3 separate regions of the Homo sapiens genome follow, and regions 2 and 3 are each linked to region 1. The links are chromatin loops, found by intact Hi-C in ENCODE. Cell type or tissue: B cell. All regions are shown on one strand.

What was found. A loop is a pair of places that touch in the nucleus more often than their neighbours do. Peaks named below come from ENCODE experiments on the same cell type or tissue, not always from the same donor. Only the 100,000 strongest peaks of a DNase experiment are listed, where the experiment ranks them.
Region 2: a loop joins it to region 1, with 3 times the contacts of the local background. A loop is called at or near these places in 3 of 110 quality-filtered maps.
Region 3: a loop joins it to region 1, with 12 times the contacts of the local background. A loop is called at or near these places in 13 of 110 quality-filtered maps.

Annotation. Positions count from the first base shown.
Region 1 is chr6:148,575,261-148,580,260 of GRCh38, reverse strand. No RefSeq gene overlaps it. Among named protein-coding and RNA genes, the nearest start is that of UST, 170 kb to the left of the region's middle. In B cell, CTCF peaks have their summits at 1,728 and 1,930; a DNase peak (open chromatin) is centred at 1,890.
Region 2 is chr6:148,864,258-148,869,257 of GRCh38, reverse strand. The region is part of intron 1 of UST (uronyl 2-sulfotransferase); the gene reads right to left. Among named protein-coding and RNA genes, the nearest start is that of UST-AS1, 98 kb to the left of the region's middle. RefSeq lists silencers at 31-325, 2,079-2,128 and an enhancer at 4,902-5,000. In B cell, no CTCF peak of the experiment used is centred here; DNase peaks (open chromatin) are centred at 2,207 and 2,817; H3K4me3 peaks cover 1,014 bases; H3K27ac peaks cover 1,084 bases.
Region 3 is chr6:148,698,938-148,703,937 of GRCh38, reverse strand. No RefSeq gene overlaps it. Among named protein-coding and RNA genes, the nearest start is that of UST, 46 kb to the left of the region's middle. In B cell, no CTCF peak of the experiment used is centred here; a DNase peak (open chromatin) is centred at 2,947; H3K4me3 peaks cover 1,106 bases; H3K27ac peaks cover 688 bases.

The sequences.
Region 1 (5,000 bases):
CCATAAACTTTTTAGAAAAAAATGTAGGAGACAAGCTCCTAGACATTGGTTTTGGAAATGATTTTTTTTTTTTTTTTTTGAGATGGAGTCTTGCACTGTTGCCCAGGCTGGAGTGCAGTGGTGGGATCTTGGCTCACTGCAAGCTCCACCTCCCGGGTTCACGCCATTCTTCTGCTTCAGCCTCCCGAGTAGCTGGGACTACAGGCGCCCGCCACCACGCCCAGCTAATTTTTTGTACTTTTTTAGTAGAGATGGGGTTTCACCGTGTTAGCCAGGATGGTCTTGATCTCCTGACCTCGTGATCCGCCCGCCTCGGCCTCCCATGATTTGTTAAATATTACACCAAAAGCTCAGGCTACTAAAGCAAAAATAAATAAATAAATGGGACTACATCAAACTAAAAGGCTCCTGCACAACAAAGGAAAAAACCAGCAAAATGAAAAGGCAACCTACAGACTGGGAAAAAATATTTGCCAACCACATATCTAATAAGGGGTTAATGCCCAAAATGTATAAGGAACTCTTACAACTCAATAGGAGAAAAACAAATAATCCAATTAAAAATGGGCAAAGGACTTGAACAGAATTTTCTCCAAAGAAGACATAAAAATGGCCAACATGTATATGAAAAAGTGCTCAACATCACAATCAGGGAAATGCAAATTAAAACCACTATGAGATAATGCCTCACACCTGTTAGGGTGGCTGTTATCAAATAGATGAGAGACAACAAATGTTGATGGGAGTGTGGAGAAAAGAAAACCGTCGTACATTGCTGGTGGGAATGAAGATTGGAACATTATAAAAAAAACAGCATGGAAGTTCCTAAAAACATTAAAAATAAAACTATGACATGATCCAGCAGTTCCTCTTCTGGGGATATACCAAAAAAGAGATGAAATCACCGCCTTGTAAAGATATCTACACTCCCATGTTAATTGCAGCATTATTCATCATAATTAAGAGATGGAAACAACTTAAGTGTCCACTGGAGGATAAATGGATAAAGAAAATGTGGCATATGTATATCAGTGGAAAGTAACCACTATACTATCTATACATGTCTCATAACATCATGTTGTAAACCTCAAATATACCAAATACAATTTATTTTTACTAAAAGGATAAGCAAATCATAGAGAAGTGGTTGAACTCCTCCCCCAAAAAGCACACATACAGGTGCTCCAAGGCAGACCAAAGCACACAGCCTGGGCTGAGAAGGGGACTAGGTCCCTAAGGGAAGACGTTGGGACAAGAGCCACTTACTCTAATCCTGTGGTGTCAAAGCAGGACCTGAATATGCCAGGCTGGCCAGTGGGGTCCACAGAAACTGAAGAGCACATGTCCAGTCCAGCCTCACAGCTGCCCTGCAAAAATTTGGGGTGGCTCTTGCCAGATTTACCTATTTTTCAATAGAAATGGAAACACCGGACTCTTCATTCTAAAATGTTGATACTTAATGTTTACAAAACGTTAACACTACAAGTGAAACAAAACATGTGCATGGGCCAAATTGACCCCAGGTAGACAATCTATGACTCAGGATTAGGTCCACATGGCACAGTCACCTACAGAGAATTGTCTGTGTCAAATCGGAGTCCGGCAGCCACCACTCAGGACGCTTTTCTATGCATGTACAGATATTCTTTACTTGTGAGTTGGGAGGGCTGATGCCCTGGATCTCAACAAACATTAACCAAAACAGATGAAGGTGACATGGTGATGGATTACTGCTGGGACTGTCTTCATCATGAGGTGACGTCCTCATTCTTCCCTAAGGCAGGCAGAGCTCAAACAAAGTCGCTGCCTCATTTCCACAGAACTCCTTGCTGCTTGGAGGGCCGCTGCCTCCTTCACACTGTCCCCAGGAGCAGCGCTGTGGAGCTGCCCCGTGTCACTTGAAGGGCGTCAGCACCACTGTGTGGTCAGGCTTCATAGCTCCGCACAGGCTGCTGGAATAAACCAGAACCCAGAAAATGTGATTTTCTTAAGTTGCATTGATGACAACTGAATTGAATTGAATTAAAAATACAATTAGCTTGATATGTATACAAATTCAGTGGGAAATGCTTTTGTAGATTCAAAGAATCTTTTGGGGAAGTAGGTAACCCATGCCCAGCCTGAATTTCTAAATTCTTGTATACATTCAGAATGATGAGTACCAGGTTTTCTGAATCACAAAGCTGAACGTGTGAGCAAGAGGTCCAAGGGCACACATTTAGACTTTGCTTCAGGAGTGGGAATTCCCCTCACCAATAACCACATGAATCTCAGGGCAGAGTTGGGGGAAGAAAGTTAAGAACCATATACACATAAAAAGAATGAGCTTATTAAGGAAAAAAATAACTTTACTTTAAAAATTATTATTTTAAATTATTAATTATTTAAAATCATTTGATTAAAATTATTAAATATTACATATGTTTAAAATATAAATTATGATCTATCTTAATTTCTGTTTAAATTAATTAAAATATTAAATGATTATATGTATCAATCTTCATAATTATTAAAATATTGTTTGTTTAAAATGAATAACAACAGAAAACAAACTTCATAAATATCAAAAACAACAGATTTCTTCTATAACAATATAGATCATTGTATAGATGTGTTCAAGAAGAGAGGGAACAAAAGAACTGGGGGTGAAATGGGAAAGAAAGACAAGGAGTTTTGGGGGACAAATATAAAACTGTCTATGGTTAAAGACTCCACTCCTCCAAGCTGTTGAAGCTGCCAACCAGATGGAATTCTTAGCGAGCCATTAAGCCTCTTTTAGTCCCAGCTTCCTTTCCTGCAAAAACGGGAATTACATAGCTGACCCTATCTGTCTACCAAATATGCTGTCAAAAGGCTTAATAGGATTTTTGTGAAAGCATTGGAAAATTATAAAGTATATAAGACATTATGGCATTTACAATAATATAGCTTTAGTAATATACATGGAAAAAAACATAGAAGAGGACAAAAGTAGATTGAGGGGGCCAAAGAGTGGCATGGGTGGCTCTTCTGGTTCTGCCTGCTGTGATGTGGCCATCAGAACAAATTTTCTCCAGCTATCTCTTGCCTGTAAAATTCAAGTTGTCTCAGTAGTCTTTTGAATGGTCCTGATCAGCTTTATTTCAGACTTTATACTTTACATTTTACTTTTATTTTTCTGAATCTCACCCTGTTGCCCAGGGTCTCACTCTGTTGCCCAGGCTGGAGTACAGTGGTGCGATCACAGCTCACTGCAGCCTCCACTTGCTGGGCTTAAGTAATCCTCCCACCTCAGCCTGCCGAGTAGCTGGGACTACAGGCACACGCCACCATGCTTGGCTAATTTATTAATTTTTTTGTAGAGATGAGGTCTCACTATGTTTTCCAGGCTGTTTTCAAAATGAAGCTCAAATTATGCACCCGCCTCAGCCCTCCAAAGTGCTGGGATTACAGGTGTGCGCCACTGTACCTGGTCCAAAGTTGACATTTTAAATAATGCCTGTCCTGACATGGAGTGTTGAAAAGTGTTACGTGTATGAAGAAATTTAGACATTTACATTGATGTGAACTTTGAATTTCTGTGACATTGAAGATTCCTTATCCATTACTTTTTATCAGAGATTGTTTTCCTCCCACTGTAAGTGCCTAAGAGTTAGATTCAGGATCAGCCTTTGCTTAGTTACTCTATATTATTGCTTGTATAGCTTAAATGTATGTATGGCAGTTCTAAGGAAGAACAGTGTGTAGGTAAAAGCAGCCTGAAACCATGAAATTCAGGATAGACACAGCCTCCTTGACCCACAGTTACTCTGGTACAATGACACTGTCAAACACTACTTTCATCTTATCACTTCTTATGGTTCTCCAGTGACTTAAAGGAATCCAAACTCTTTGTGGCAAACCAACCTCTTAACTGTCTTGCTCCAACCCACTTTTCCATCTAGTTCTGCAATCAGCCTAGGATAATACAGCATAACACTATATAGCAGCCCAGAAAGCAAATGGTTTAGACTGTATGTGGAGAATGGGCACTACAGGGGGGTCTTTAGAGAAATATAAACAATAATAAAATGATAGACCATCTGATATTCTTCAGCATTTACAAAAATCCATTGATAGCTAAATAATCCAAAGCAGAAAAAAAATTAAGTCTCAGTATATAGAAAGGAAAACCATGATAATTTCAGGAAAACAAAACATTTTGCAAGAATGAAAACATGATAATAGTGTATTACTTAGGTTTTGCAATCAATGTTATTTACAGGAACCTACTAACGTCAATTACCTGTACCTTTATTGCTTTGGCTAAAAGTGGGATATAACTACCATGGGATTGGAAAGAAAGGAAGAAGGGTAGGGAATAGAGAAGTACTAAATTTCCATCTAGCATAACAGAAAATCAATAGATAATGTTCCAGTTAACAAAAATAGTTCTGTAAGTATACTATTTAGAAATCTAGAAATAAATGTCATCTCGTTCATTATACCGATTATAAAGGTCTATTTTCATATTCTAGATACTCAATTTGAAAATGTCTTGCTTTTCCAGGAAGCTTTACACAGCCAATTGCCAATTTCTCAAGGCACCCTATACACCTAGGTTAAGGTTCTTTGTTTCAGAAAATGGATCTGAGTGCCTATTTTGAGTCTTTTCTTGATAATTTTGAATTCTTTGGACCAACTTCTTATAAAATATAAACGGTTTTTTTTCTACCATATCATTATAGAGTTGACAAATCACTCTGGGACCACTTGTCCATGGTGTCACTTTCTGGTTGGTTGTTCATTGGGCTTGCATGATGAGTGTTGACTTGTCTATTCCATGAGGATCCTTTCAGTGAAATTCGGCAATATGATCTTGAAAACCACTTCCGTGGTCACATAGAAACAACAATGCCTTGGAAACTCACCAGAGAACAAATGAATGAGGGACACTGTCACCCCCTGCCCTGCGATGTTGTGGAACTCTTTCCTTGGGGTTGGCAGTGACATGAGGCAACTGACCTAATGATAGTGTCAGT
Region 2 (5,000 bases), 290 kb before region 1:
CCCAGACCTCCATATGTTACTCTATGCACAGATAAACACAACACCAAAAAACAAAACTACACCAAAGCCAAACAAATAGGTGCCTTAACATCAGAAATTCCTTTCCAAAGATAGGCTGAAGGCACAAGGGAAAGAATGCAGGGGAAGAATGTGAGTATGGCAGCCAACAGCCCAAGGTAGTGATCTACTTATTGGACGTAACCTTGGCAAGGTCTTGCAGTTTCTGAGTTTTAGTTTCCCTAGAGGTAAAGCAGGAAGAATAAAACTTACCTCATAAGGCTGGGGTGGTGTGAAACGGGGAGTGGTTAAAATCATCATTTATAAACTACCTGGCATACAAACATAAAGTGTAACTCTTACGATTATATTTAAAATAGAGCCAATTTAAGAACATGGTACATTAAGTAAAACATCTTCCAAGTAGTCACATACATAAACATCAGTCTGGTGCTGAAAGATGTAGCCCTTGTTACGCTCTTAGAATGGCCTGTCACAGTCTTCCTGCACATTTTTCAGGATTTATGATGGGGGGGTTATACCTGGGCATAAATTAATGTAATTTTCAAAACCCTGGCAGGGTTTGGGTATTCCTACACTTGTAGTATGATTCTGAAAAATAAAGTCTACCGTGGCTCATAAATACTCTTTAGTACTTAGTAGATCGGTTTCTTTTCTAGAGAAGTCTTAGTCCTACCTTTCAACAAAATGAGTTGGGAAATCCCTTCTAAAAGCCTGGCTGTTTTGAATTGCTCATAAATCTAGAAATATTCACGGTCTTTTCAAAGACGAAGTGAGTCACTCACTTTTGAATCACTGAATTTGAGGGTTGATGCAGATTACAGGGCTTGAAAGCAAAGGCCAGCACTAGCTCTGTTGGACAAAACCAGAGTTCATCTTTGCATTAAAACAAACGTCAAGTTTTCTGGTTTTCAGGGAACTAATGGAGAAAACACATTCGTGAATTCCAAATATATCCAAGCCTACTTAACATCAACTTACTTGTTGGAAAATGCTTCTTAATAAAACAATTTTTCCCCAACAGCAGAAAACATCAATTGAGTGAGTCTATCCTTACTAAAAATAAAGTCATTATCATGGTGCAAAAGGGAGCAGAAGCTCATCAGAAGACAGAGCTTTTGTCTAAGGAGTGGCCTGACATGGAGTGGGGCCTCAGATCACAGTGTCCTTTGCAGAGGAAGTGATGATGCCAGGACTGCTCATCAGTGGCAGGCTCATCAGTGATGAACAGCCTCTGACTGAGACATTAAGAAGATTACTGTGTTGGATGGAGGGAGGCACAGGATGATCTTCCAACCTTACTTCCAATTCTCAGATTCAGGGACTCCCTGAAGATCCCTTACAGCAACAAGCACAGCAAACTGCTCATCTTTTAAAAATCACCTTATTTATCATGTAGATTTCAATCCTACAAACAAGTGTGTATTAGTCTGTTCTCATGGTGCTGATAAAGACATACCTGAGACTGGATAATTTATAAAGAAAAAGAGGTTTAATAGACTCACAGTTCCACGTGGCTGGGGAGGCCTCACAATCAGGGCGGAAGGTGAAAGGCACATCTTACATGGTGGCAGATGAGAGCATGAGAGCCAAGCGAAAGGGGTTTCCCCTTATCAAACCATCAGATCTCACGAGACTTATTCACTACCACGAGAACAGTATGGGGGAAACTGCCCCCAGGATTCAATTATCTCTCACCAGCTCCATCCCACCCAATCTCAAGATGAGATTTGGATGGGGACACAGCCAAACCATATCAAAGTATGAATAATAAATATCAAGAAGAAGGATATTAATGATATCAAGAAGACATTTTAACATGGGTATGACTCTTTATAAAGAGTCGGTGCTATAGCACAGAATTTTACAAATAAAATGGCTTTCAAAAATACATACATACGTACATATATATGTGTGTGTGTGTGTGTGTGTGTGTGTGTGTGTGTGTGTGTGTATTCAACAATGCCTCAAAGAAAGGTAGAAATGGGAAGGGAAAGCTGTTTGATTAATGCAAACTGGGTTTTTCTCTCAAGAATGACTTTGTGCCTGCCAAATGACAAAGGTTTCACAGATTTTTCTCTACTGTGACTAGCAGGCAAATGTGTTGGTTTATGCCCAGTGCAGTGGTAGGACCTGGGGTTACGTGGATGTGAGATTGTCTGATCTCAGGACACAAAGACTGAAGTTAGTTGAGCATAGGAGAAGTGAAAGATACTTGCTTTCACAGCTGAGGTTTTACTAGAGAAGCCATAGAGCAGGCAGTAAGAACAAGACTCTGGTTGCCCTCGAGGCCATGACCGTTTCAGAATCAAGCAAAGCCATTACAAACCTAAAGAAAAAAAAAATGCCTTGTGGAGGTCGTAAAAAGATAAATCAAAGGAAGGTACATGTAACAGAGAATAATTGAAGAGATCACTCAGCAATGGAGGAAATATATTTCATGATAGTACAAAGAGGCATTGAAGCAAAAACAACTTGTAAGGAGAATAAAAACAATAACACGGGGTTATAAATGAGAAATTAATATTATAATGAAATTGTGCTGATGAAAGCTGGAAAGAGAGAATGAAGTTATACTAGCTAATAGAGATATGAAGCAGTGGAAAATGAATGTTTAGGTAGGGAAGCCTTGATATTTTTCTGAGGTACAGGAAAATAGAATGCAACTGGCATTTATTATGTCTATCATGAGTTGTTCATTAGGCAACTCACTAGGTAGTGCTCTCATTCAATCTTCAGGTGGATGTTGTTTTCGCATCTTGTAGACGAGGAAACAACCCTCAAGGGGTCAAAAAATTTCCCCAGGAAGGGACAACTAGCCAATGGTAGGGGCAGCACAGATTTGGAAGAGCCGGTTTCCACAGCCCATAGTTGACGTCCTTATTTTGCAGATCTACCCCCGACTACTGGTTTTTTCTGTCTGTATAACATCAGCAATTTAATAAAGGGGCAGATTTTGAAAAATGTCTTTCAAATAAATAAACGAGAGAAATAAGGTTTGGGAGCTCATCGTAGGTTTTCTAAACTATGTTATTTCATTTTTTAGTTATCACTAAATTTATTTAGTTATCACTAAATATATTTAGTTATCACTAAATATTGATTATAAAATAATCAATATTGTCATGGAAAAAAGCAGGGAAGAATTTAAAGTCTAATTAATTCTTTCTTTCCCCAATATGTATATGTATTTGTATATATATATACATACACACACATATACATATACATACACACACATATATTCTAAAGTTATATAAATAATGTCACATAAGGCTGTGCATACATGTAAGAGATAATTGTCTAACGAAGCATGCTTTCTCAATTTAAAAGCCTCAGACATACATTCCATGCATAGTCCCCAAAATATTCAAAGTCAAGTTAACAAAAGTTTGTTTCCTCACCTGGAGTGTTTTTATCCCATCTTTCCACCTATCCAAATTTTAGCCATTCCTATCCCCATTTTCTTTCTTAAGTCCATTTTTCAACACTCTAAGCCACATTAATTTGCCTCTTCTCTGAATTCACACACACACACACACACACACACACACACACACACACACACACACACAATTTCAGCAAGGAAAGAATGGGTCAATGCCGGACCTGGATGCTAATGACATTTGATTGCTGTATGTTTCATTTCACTTTGGCATGGAGCCAGCTTGTCTAACAACCAGGTGTTTTCTCTCTCTCTCTCTCTCTTTTTAAAACATTCTTTATATTAAACGTAATAAGTAAATGACTTTTCCAAAAAGAAAAAGGAATTTAAGAAAACACCCGACTTTCCTCTACAGTACCTCTGATCACAAAATTGGACACCACACTGAAAATGCAACACTTGATTCATTTCTGTGGGGAGTCTTTCAAAAGCTTTAAACACGGTGACCCCATGCCCAAAAGGGCATTTGAAAGACAATTTCAAAAGTAAGCCCTGCTGTTACTCCACTCCAGAGACCATTTTGAGCTTCTTTTCCACCACTAATGTCACAAAAATGACCAACACGCCAGGAAAGAGGGCTTGCATTTCGAGTCAAATCCCTTTAACAGAAGTCATTCTTAAACATGCCACACCAAACAGATGGAGTCATCGAAGTACTGTATGTACCACCTGTGCTTTCATCCAAATGCCACCTGCAGTACAGACCAAATGAACTTTTAAAGGTTCCAAGCCAACATAATGTTCACAGTCATGACCACTTCTAGGCCTAAAAATCGCAGAGTACAAAGTCGCATTTTGAGTTAGCTTACCTAGATTTTAAATCTTTTATGAATAAAACAACTATATAAATAATGCACACCACATTTTAAAAATTTTTATTAGCACTTGTGGAGAAAATAGACATCAGCCTTTCTGAATACTGAGCATTGTGTACTGAGGGCAAAACAAGGGAAACCAGAAAACCATCTCAATGCCCTGTAAACTGGACACTAGACCAAACTATTTTGTCAAGTTACAATTCCTCCCTTTACTATAACTATTAATCATGACATTTTCTGAAACAACCAAGGATAACTATTAATTATTGCCTCAACACATAACATTCCGGTGAGGGTTAATATTGAGCGTCAACTTGATTGGATTGAAAGATGCAAAGTGTTGGAAGTTCCAAGATGGATGAATAGGAACGGTTCCAGTCTACAGCTCCCAGAGTGAGCAATACAGAGACGGGTGATTTCTGCATTTCCAACTGAGGTACCAGATTCATCTCACTGGGGCTTGTCGGACAGTGGATGCAGCCCATGGAGCATGAGCCGAAGCAGGGCGGGGCATCGCCTCACCCGGGAAGTGCAAGGGGTCAGGGAATTCCCTTTCCTAGCCAAGGGAAGCTGTGACGCATGGCACCTGGAAAATCAGGTCACTCCCACCCTAATACTGCGATTTTCCAATGGTCTTAGCAAATGGCACACCAGGAGATTACATCCCACGCCTGGCTCGGAGGGTCCCACGCCCATGGAGCCTCACTCGCTGCTAGCAC
Region 3 (5,000 bases), 120 kb before region 1:
TCTCTGAGTATACATCTCTTCAGTTAAGCATTATTCCTATAAGGGAAATTTTCTGAAAGCTACTTTGCTTGATTTACAATGATGCCAAAAAGATAGAATTATTGACAATTGATTTTGAGATGATATCCAAGACAAAGATGACTTTCAGAAAATTTTTCTTTATGCTATTGCTGATAATAAGACATTTCTGGCTTAGATGGGAGTTTTAGAAAAAGAAGCCACGGTGTTAAAGCATCAGGACACAAAATGATTAAAAGCTAACAGTTGTCCCTGTTTCCTTGCATAAAATACGATGCAACATACAGGGTAAGGCAAGCCATGTTTAATAGACATGAGTTTAGAATTATTGACCATTTTTGGATGCATGGGAAAAAAAAAGCTAGAAGTAAAAACAAACAAGGAGAAAAGAGAAACAGAGGAAAATATGTTTTAATTCATTCGATGAAACCAGCCTAACCTTAATGCCAAAACCAGATGAAGGCATTACAGGAAAGGAAAACAATAGACTAGTATCTCTCAGGAAAATGGATGCAAAAATCGTCAACAAAATATTAGTAAATTGAATCCAACAATGTATAAAACAAACAATACACCATGACCAAATGGGATTTACTCCAGATATGCAGGACTAGTTCAATGTTTGAAAATCATAATGTATTCAATCACAACAACAGGCTAAAGAAGAAAAATTATATGATCATATCAATAGATGCAGAAAAAGAATTTAACAAAATCCACCATCCACTTACGGTAAAAACTCCAAGCAAACTAGGAATAGAGGGAAACTTTCTCAAACTGATAAAGGACATGTACAAAAAATCTACAGCTAACTTCATACTTAATGAAGAGAAACTAGATGCTTTCCTTTTAATTTAGGAAGGCAAGGATATCTGCTCTCACCAGTCTTATTTTAGATCATGCTGGAAGTCCTAACTAGTGCAATAAGACAAGAAAAAGAAATTAAAAGCATACAGATTGGGAAGAAAGAAATAAAGCTGTCTTCGTATATAGATGGTATGATTGTCTGTGTAGAAAATCCGAAAGAATCAGCAACAACAAAAATCCCCTTCTGGAATTAGTAAGCTATTATGTAAACGTTGGCAGATACAAGATTAATATTTAAAAGTTAATTGCTTTCTTACATATCAACAATGAACAACTGGAATTTGAAATTAAGAAATAATGCCATTTACATTCACACCAAAAAATGGGTATAAATCTAACAAAATATGTATAAGATTTATATGATAAAAGCTATAAACCTCTGATGAAAGAAACCAAAGAATATATGAATAAATGGAGAGATACACCATGGACATGGATAAGATTTAATATTGTCAAATATCCCTTCTTCCCAACTGGATCTATAGATTAAATGAAATTACAATCCAAATACCAGTAAAGGTTTAAAAATTTTTTTTAATTTTGACAAACTAGTTCTAAAGTTTGTATGGAAAGGCAAAAGACCCAGAATAGCCAACCCAGTATTGGGTTTCATTAAGTAAGAAAGAAAAGAATACAATCAGAGGCCTTACACTATCCAACTCCAGGAAGTACTATAAAGCTACAATAATCAAGACAGCATGGTATTGGTGAAAGAATAGACAGATAAGTGGAGCAGAGTACAGAGCCTAGAAATAGATCCAAACAAATAAGGTCAACTGATATTTGATGAATGAGAAAAGTCAATTTAGTGGAAAAAAGATAGTCTTTTCCACAAACGGTGTGTGGGAGTGGGGAAGGTGAATATAGGAGCTCTGTATTTTCTGCCCAGTTTTTCTGTAAGCCTAAAATTGCTAAAAGAAATGAAGTCTATTAATTTTTTAAAAATCGATTCCAAAGAAAGGGTAAAGGGAGAGATATAATCATATAACCATATAAACTTTGGGGTAAGACAGAAGCTTTGACATTAAACACATGAACACACTAGAAGAGGCTTAAATACATGAAAAAAAATACTAGGAACATCTATATTTTGTAGTAGATTGGGTCAAACCCCAAAATGGCAGGAAAAGAAGCAGCCAGAAAGGAAAATAACATACCCACTCAAAATAAATGAAAAATAACAACCACTACAAGGCAATCAAATGAGTATTCTAAAGGGCCATGATATAAGCAAAAACACAAATAAGCCTTAAAAAAATCACCCTCACTGAGACTGTGTACAAGCTGGGTCAACAGCCCACTATACAGGTGTCCTATGAAAACCAATTACAGCAGCCCTTTCCAGCTCAGGGGATGCTTCCTGAGCCTTTGCCTCAATCTCAGTAGAATATTTGAAAACCTAGAGGACTCTGGAGCCAGACAGAGCATGTTCCAAGTCTGGATTCCCATGTACTAATGGATGCTCTTGGGCAGAAAATAACCTCTCAAAGACCGTAAACCAGGGCAGTCAAGCAGAGACTTGGCGTCCAGGCCCTCTGGTCACACTGCATGGGTCAAATTCTAGTTCTGTCTCTCCATGGAGGTGAGACCATGAGAATCCAATGAGAAAATAAACATGCATTTTGGCCGTTCATCTGATCTGGTTTCTACTCCATTGCTTACCACATAGATTCTTTCTATGGTTGGCCCCCTTGCATTGCCAGTTCATTTGGACAAGACAGATGATATTATTTTCGTTTCACACCCAGGATGCTGCCTCTTGTCTCTCTTTCATCCTTTCATACAATGCTGCTTCTGTCTCCTGCCCAGGTCTCCGGGTCTCCGAATTCCAGCCAAGAATCAGTGTGCTGATGCTGCTTGCTTTGAAAAGGAGAGTAGCTCCTGTGAACTGAACCTAACACACCAGAATCAAGGCAGCATCATTGTATCTGCAAGATTAGGGTAACAATTATTTACAACTCAGTAGGAAAAGATAAAGAAAACATTCTCTATGTAGTGGCAATGTGGAAGTTCAAACAAAATGAAAATGAAACTAACTTATTTACACAAATAAGAGCCCTAGGCGGTTACTGACAGGCAGCTATGCAGGTCGTGACATAGGCAATGCGTATTGAACAGGCTCCTGAATCTAAGGAAAGTGGGGGGAATACGGCCTCTCTGCCTCTGGCTGCGGGACTACACAGCTGGCAGCCGACAGTAGGAGCAATTTTGCATCTGCTTTTTTACAGCCCAGTGACTGGGCAGGATTTTATGGCCAATAGCAGTAAAAATCTGGCAACTATATATTTGGAGCCCAGAAATTGAATCACCAAAACAATCCAGGGAAAAAAAAATAGAAAAGTGGTAGAAATGAAATTCACCCAATCATTAGAAAATAAGACAAGAGTATTTTTAAAATATAGAAGTTTGGGACAAGGGCAAAGTTTGGCTCTAAAACAGAAAGGGAATTTTTTAAAATGCAAAAAGGCTTGGGGAAAGGAGCACCATGGAGCATTTCCAAAGCTTTAGGGAATGAATGAGACGTATTTCAGAAAAACCCAAAATTGCACAATTGCTTTTGGGAATTAATACAAGATTAAATTAGAGATGTAAAAATAAAGGAACAATGAAAACAGAGTGACTAATTTCTCTGTATGTGAAATAAATATTTGCTTTCTTAAGGGAAGAAAAGAAAAAAGAATGAAAAAAATCACAAGTATTCAAGGAGAAGACTTTTTATTAAAAAAAAAAAACTTACAGCACTAAAAACTATCCCAATATTTATTAACATCCAGCTAATTAAAATCATGACACTAGAGGTCAGCCTCCTAATTCTGAACAAATTATATTTACTATACTATCATATCAGTGAAGTTTATAAGCAGCAGGTCCATGAAGTCATTGCCATTATTATTTTAATTATTGGTAATAACGGTAGTAGATGTTGCTTTTTAGTGAAGAACTAGGTTAGCAGAGTAAAAGGTCTGACCTAGATTCTCTGAACTATTGTCAAGAGTATTTGCTCATGTCAGAAGAATTTTTAACATCTAAATAATTTATTTAGAAGAGAAATTTCTTGTTGAATAATCACATTTTAACAGCCTACTCTCAAAGTTCAAGAATTTTCTCTCTGCCTAGCATTTCTGAGTACAGACTCTGATACCAGGATTCCTGGGCTCAAATCCTACCTGTTTCTGATTTGTTGCCCAACCTTAGGCAAATCACCCATTCGCTGCACCTGTTTCTTCATCCATAACCTCAGGGTGTTAATAGCATGTACTCTATAAGGTTGCTGTGAAGATGAAGAGAGTTAACATAGGGGAGGATCCTTGGAAGCCAGGGGAGGATCCTTGGAAGCCAGAAGTTTGAGACCAGTCTAGACAACAAAGTGAGACCCCTCATTTCTACAAAAAACTTTAAAAAAAATTAGCCAGATGCAATGGCACATGCCTATAATCCCAGCTGCTCAGGAGGCTGAAGCAGGAGGATCACTTGAGCCCATGAGCCCAGGAGTTCGAGGCTGCAGTGAGCTATGATCGCACCACCCGCACTCTAGCCTGGAGATAGGCCTTGCCTTTGAAAAAAAAGAGCAAGACCCTGTCTTTGAAAAAAAAAAAAACAACTCAAAATATGTAAATCCTTTAGAGAAGTGAACAAAGTAACTGAAGGGTCAAAAAAAGAAGAGCAGTAGATCATGGATTTAACTGCTTAAGAAATACCTCTCCAACCCACCCCTTTCACCCTGAGCCCATGCGTGGTGCCCAAGAAGTCCAGATATTCTCCCATGCCCTAGCAGGGTCTGCAGTAGATCTTCCAGGAAGTGCTCCAGAGGAAGCCAAGGAGGCTCTGAAGCAAGGCTGAGAGGTGAATCCTCTCCAGCCAGCCTGACCCTAAATAGAGGTGGGCCTGGGAGGAAACTGCAGCAGTGTTGAGAGGTGACAGCATGCTGGCAGCCCTCATAGCCCTCGCTTGCTCTCGGTGCCTCCTCGGCCTTGGCGCCCGCTCTGGCTGCACTTGAGGAGCCCTTCAGCCTGCCGCTGCGCTGTGGGAGCCCCTTTCTGGGCTGGCCAAGGCCAGAGCCAGTTCCCTCAGCTTGCCGTGAGGTGTGGAGGGAGAGGCGCGGGTGGCAACCGGGG